Regions from separate parts of the Homo sapiens genome. Here region 1 is linked to region 2. The links are chromatin contacts, found by Hi-C in ENCODE. All regions are on one chromosome and are shown on one strand. The core of a region is the stretch at or near the end of the contact, and the rest is flanking DNA. Distances in the headings are between cores, read along the strand shown. Region 1 overlaps PAX5 (paired box 5). Region 2 holds the start of POLR1E (RNA polymerase I subunit E).

Region 1 (2,700 bases), core at 18-2,517, 490 kb before region 2:
TGAAACCACTTAATTGCTCACCTTATCTATATGAGTGATAAGTAGGCAAGTTCAGACTTTGCAGCAGCCTGAAGCAGAAATTTTCAAAGTGTAGTCCAGGGAGCCCTGCCAGGGTTGGAAGAAGGGGTCCCCAAGATACTTTCAGGTGATCTGTGAGGACAAAATTATTTTCATTGTTTTTTTATTTTACTTTAAGTTCTGGGATACACGTGCAGAATGTGCAGGTTTGTTACACAGGTATACATGTGCCATAGTGGTTTGCTGCACCTGTTATTTTCATATTAATGCTAATGTGTGATTTGTCTTCTTCACTCTCATTCTCTCACGAGTCTACAGTGGAGGTTTTCAGAAGCTGTAAGATGTGTTCCATCACAACGGAGTGAATACAGCAGCAGCTATGAGAGTCCAGCTGTTTTCTATTAAGCCAGACACTAAAGGGATCTGCAGAACTGTAAGCCAATGCCATTCATACTAAATTTTGGGTTTGGAAGATTCGGTTCTTTCTTATTTCAAAAATATTATTTATGTTACTTGTTTGTTACTGTTATTTTTAATAAATAAATATTTTAAACTTTCATCCATTTTAATTAACCCTCATAAACTAAAGCTCCTTGAAGTCCTTGATAATTTTTAAGAGTTTAAAGGGACCCAGGACCAAACATTTGAGAACTGCTGCCCTACAATAATGCCAAGAGGACTTGAGATGGAACCAGGAGAAACTCAAAATTTTGGTGCCAGAAAAAAACCTCAGCAATTCATTGATCTCCTGTTTTAGATGGAAAAACTGAGGCCCAGACAGAGAAAGGGACAGGAAGAAGGGACACAGCAGGGGCAGGGGTTTGAAGCCTTGTAAATTCTCTGACCCACAGGCTATGCAGCCAGGGATTAAACCATATTCCCAAGCCAGAGAGAAAGGACTGTGGGATTCTCTTCCCCATGGGGCAGCAGGGCATGCAGGGTGGAGAAAGCCAAGGCCATTTCACCTCAAGTTCCAGACCGCCTTGGCAGGGGACTGCCCACAGCAGATGAGACTATATCCCCCTCCATCGGCCCCACCACTCTTTTACTGGTTGGCCCCCAAACTGATTCCCTGAACTGAGATCCCCACATGGCAGCACCCTGCCCTCTCCCATACCCCCAGGGCTCTCCCGAACACCAGTACACCACCCCATGGGAAAAGGAACTGGGGGTAAGAGGAGGGGGAGGGGCTGGGGCAAACCAGGTGCACAAACAGAGAGGGTGGGGGTTCAGCGGCGTTGGCTCTCACGGGGGCTCTCGCTCACTGAATCAAAGTGAAACTTGGGGACCCAGGAGCGAGGAGGAACCGAAACCTGAGCCCCCACCCGTGGGACAGGCCCTGGGCACTAGGGAAAGGCCCCAGGAGCCCCTCCAATTGGCCACCTGGCCTCAGATGCCCTGCGTTACCACAGAGGCCTCCAGCAGTTGTCTATCTGGGTCTCAGCTGAGGTGCCCACAGCTACAAGATCAGGACAGAGATCACAGGGGAGAGTGGCCCGCCAGGCAGGGAGATGGAAACCAGGTCCTCACCATCTCTGCCACTAACTGCCCCCTGCATACCCTTGGGCCAAGCCTGCGCCCTCTGTGCCTGGACTACCCTACCTGCAGGGTATAGAGCACATGACCTGCCAAGGAGTGTGGCTGCTTGGCCACTGCCCTAAGTTCTTGCCTCCGCTACCCTACCCACCTCTGGCCTGTAAGCCTGACTACCCACTTCCCTGACCACACACATACACGCACGCACACTCGGCCCCACCGGCCAGTTCCAGGATCTGCCTCCCATTAGCTTCAGCTGCCACAGGCAGAGACTGAGCCAAACTGGTTTCTTTAGAGTTCATGCTAAGACTCCAGAAGCTCAAAGACCTTCAGGCCAAGGAAAACAGAGCACAAGTGCCGAGAGCAACTTGAGCGGGGAGCGCATGAGAACTCGGGCCCAGCAGCCCCAGATGACTGTTGCCTTGTGGGTTGCCAGGCTGCCAGCTGCCCCAGGGTTGCCAGATCTGATTTTTCTTCCCCAAAGAAGCCAGGCATCCATCCATACATGAAATTTCCTGATTTTGCAATGTTGGTAACTAATTCAAAATCATCATCAATACAGGGCAAGCCAAGGAAAGCATGGCTACCAGGCTGCCAATTCCCCCCTGGGTTCTACGTGATGCCCCCACCACGACCACACCCCAGCAGAACCTTGGTCCTGACTCCTTCCTAGACAAAAAGAGAACTCAGGTAACAACCCACCTCTCTACATGAGGGGACATGTAGACACCTCTCTACATCCAGGGGACAGCACACAGAGGGCCAGGGAGGGGACCTGCCCTTGGAAAGCCCCAGCAGAGGCCAAGACAAAATGGTGGTAACCTCCTTCCTGCCCCCAAAGCCACACTGGGAAAAGGAGATGGAGAGGCTGCCTGTTCACCCATACTCCACACTGGACCCTAAAGAATCCTTGGGTCTCAGCCAGTTGTGAAGGACCAATGACCCAACACTGGAAATCCCCACAGGGGAGTGGGCTGGTTCCAGAAAGCCAGGCCAGGTCCAGGCTCAAGGACAGCATTCCAGGTGGCAGGCCCTGAGTGGGCAATGGCCTGGAGACGGGAAGCTGAGCCAACACACAGGGACTGGAGGCACAGGAGGAATGAGCAGGAGGAAAGGGAGGCCCGCGAGAGAAGGGCAGGGCTTCTC
Region 2 (2,700 bases), core at 197-2,696:
GACAGAGTGAGACCCTGTCTCAAAAAACAAACTAACAACAAACGTTGGGACAATGGGTGAACTTAAATGGGATGTGAGGATTACATGGTGGTAATGTACCAGTGCTAATTTCCTGATTCTTTTCTGTTTAATTTTTTTTTTTTTTTTTGTCGCCCAGGCTAGAGTGCAGTGGCACCATCACAGCTCACTGCAGCCTCTGCCTCCTAGGCTCAAGCAATCCTCCCACCTCAGCCTCCCGAGTAGCTGGGACGACACGCGTGCGCCACCACACATGGCTAATATTATTTTTTGTAGAGACAGGGTCTTGTTATGTTGCCCAGCCTGGTCTCAAACTCCTGGAATCAAGGGATAGAACTGCCTCTCCCTCCCAAAGTGCTGGGATTGCAGGCGTGAACCACTGCGCCCGGCAATTTGCTGATTCTGATGGCTGTGTTGTTATTTAGGGAATGTCTGTAGGAAATACTATAGTCTTCAGGGTTGAAAGGGTATCAGGTTGACAACTTACTCTAAATGGTTCAGGGCAAAAACATTTCTTGCAGTGTTTCTTTACGTTTGAGATTGGGTAATTAGAAAAGCGTGACAAGTGCTCAGGCAAAGGGGCATGCAGGCTTTAGGGTTATTCCTAGGATCCTGGGTGTTGGAGGCGGGTGTTGAGGGTGTGTGGAAGGAAAAGAGTCTTGAAAGAAGGTGATTTGGAAGACAGAGGGGAGTCAACCGGAGTTCTTGCCCTTCAATAGTACGCATCTTTGGGCAAAGGGGGCCTCGGCCAGCGTCCATGCTTAAAGGCCCTGCTTTCGCCTTCTTTCTGCTCTGAAAACTCCCCGTGCAGAAGAAGGGTTGAATCCGCAGTGAAAAAGGGACATGTCCATCAGCTCGGACTCCCTCTTCTATTCCAGTCCAGAATCTCCTGCCCAAAGGCTCCGGGGTTGGCTGGGCTTCTGTTCCATCACCTCAGTGTTGATTGGGCCACAGGTGTGCACGCCACAGCCCATGGCGGGGAGCTGTTTGTCGGACTGTGGACAAAGTTTGTACCTAGAGCTGGATGTCCACGTGGGTGGGTGGGAAGCCCTAGAGAGGGGCGGCTATTCGCCAGCGGCCACATTTAGTTGGGGCTCAAGCAGTTCCTGTCAGAGAATTCTAAATTTGAACTTGGTCCTTCAGGTCTTGGGAAGATGAGTTTGTCACGGTAGGAGAGAGAGACGACACTCTCTTTAGAAGGTGCTGAGCCGGAAGAAGGCTCATAGCAAGCTTAGGCTGAAGCCTTTGGCGCCTCGGGCTCTGGACCTACAAAACCCAGAGTGCACGCGAGCGCTGAGCCAATCAGGTGCTGCGCCTCGGCCAGTCAAGCGGGTGTGTGGCACCTTGTGGGCGGAGACCACGCCTCTCTACGCGGGGGGCGGGGACACGCGGCTCGCGCGCTGTGGGCGGTGCCCGGCGGGGCCACGCCTTTTCCGGCCCGCAGCGCGGCCTGGGCTCCCGCGTGTTTAAAAGTGCGCTTGTGGCTGCTGCTGTCTTAACTCCTGTGCTTGGCGGACAGACAGGCGAGATGGCGGCGGAGGTGTTGCCGAGTGCGAGGTGGCAGTATTGTGGGGCGCCCGACGGGAGCCAGAGAGCTGTACTGGGTAAAGACTGCGGAGCTGGAGCAGTGCTCCTCTAACCCTCTCCCCTTCCGTCTCGGTACCTCAGCTGTCCTCTCGCCCTCCGTTGGGCTTCTCCCCAGCGGGGCCGGGACCCCTCTAGTCTCCACCACTCCCCTGGGCTCTGTCAGGGCTCCCCTGTCCGTCTTTCTGTCACTACCTCCCAGCCAGATTGGGACATCCCACTCACCCGCTCCCCAGAGCTGTGTCCAGGACCCTGCTGACCCCCTCACCCACCAGGTCTCCCGCCTCCCCCATTTCCCTCTCTTCACTGGGCAGGGGTTCCTTCTGTCACTTTAGGTATGTACCAGGCCTCTGCTGTCAGCCTCCTTCCGCGAGACATTCCCTCCTGTCACAGCCCCTCCCCAGGGTTCTCCCACCTCCCTACCTCCTCTTCTCAGCTGGCCCCGGATCTCCTCCAGTTCCCTTTGGGTCAGGACCCGAGCTTCCTTGCCATCCCCATTCTGACACTCCCTCCCAGTGACAGTCTAGTCCCACCGTACATTGTGTGGTACATTGTGTGGCCTTCTGCTCTCATCTCATTCTTGGGCTGCACTCTTACAGTCCAGTTCTCCAACGGGAAGCTACAGAGTCCAGGCAACATGCGCTTTACCTTGTATGAGAACAAAGATTCCACCAACCCCAGGAAGAGGAATCAACGGATCCTGGTAAGTGAAGCAGTTGCCAGCTGTCTCCACTCTGCAGGGCTCAGAAGGCCCCTGGGAGTGGGTGGATGTGGGAGGGAGTGAGGGGAGAAAAAGGGGAGTAGTAGCAAATGGAGCTTTGAAGAACTCTGATGCCCAGCAGCCTGGGATGTGGGGACAGGCTCCATCTTTCATTCATTTGTTCTTTCAACAAGCATTTATGGAACCTGCCCCTCTGCATCCCTGTGCTGCAAGCTTCTAGGAAAACAGCCAAATCAGGCCTAGCCCCACTCAGAGTTCATACTCTAGAGCAGGGTTTCTCAACCTCAGGACTATTGACTTTTTGGGCCAATAATTCTTTGCTGTGGGGGCAGCATCCCTAGTCTCTACTCATTAGATGCCAGTAGCACCAGAGTGGA

The links. Hi-C counts contacts between places; a loop is a spot of excess contacts on that map. Pooled maps may share reads with other maps.
Region 1: a loop to region 2 is called in a pooled map, with 7 times the contacts of the local background. The contact joins the enhancer-like site here to the promoter of POLR1E in region 2. A Hi-C loop is called at or near these places in 4 of 50 pooled maps.

The regions. Positions count from the first base shown.
Region 1 is chr9:36,992,749-36,995,448 of GRCh38, forward strand. The region is part of intron 5 of PAX5 (paired box 5); the gene reads right to left. Among named protein-coding and RNA genes, the nearest start is that of PAX5, 40 kb to the right of the region's middle. RefSeq lists enhancers at 903-952, 2,263-2,422, 2,453-2,512, 2,563-2,632. Within about 2 kb of position 1,268, at least 4 of the 41 ENCODE cell types and tissues checked have a DNase peak (open chromatin) inside an H3K27ac peak, as active enhancers do.
Region 2 is chr9:37,484,502-37,487,201 of GRCh38, forward strand. POLR1E (RNA polymerase I subunit E) reads left to right here and starts at 1,447. Exons shown (of 12, transcript NM_022490.4): 1 at 1,447-1,622; 2 at 2,202-2,305. The coding sequence starts at 1,547. RefSeq lists an enhancer at 912-1,503 and a silencer at 1,245-1,574.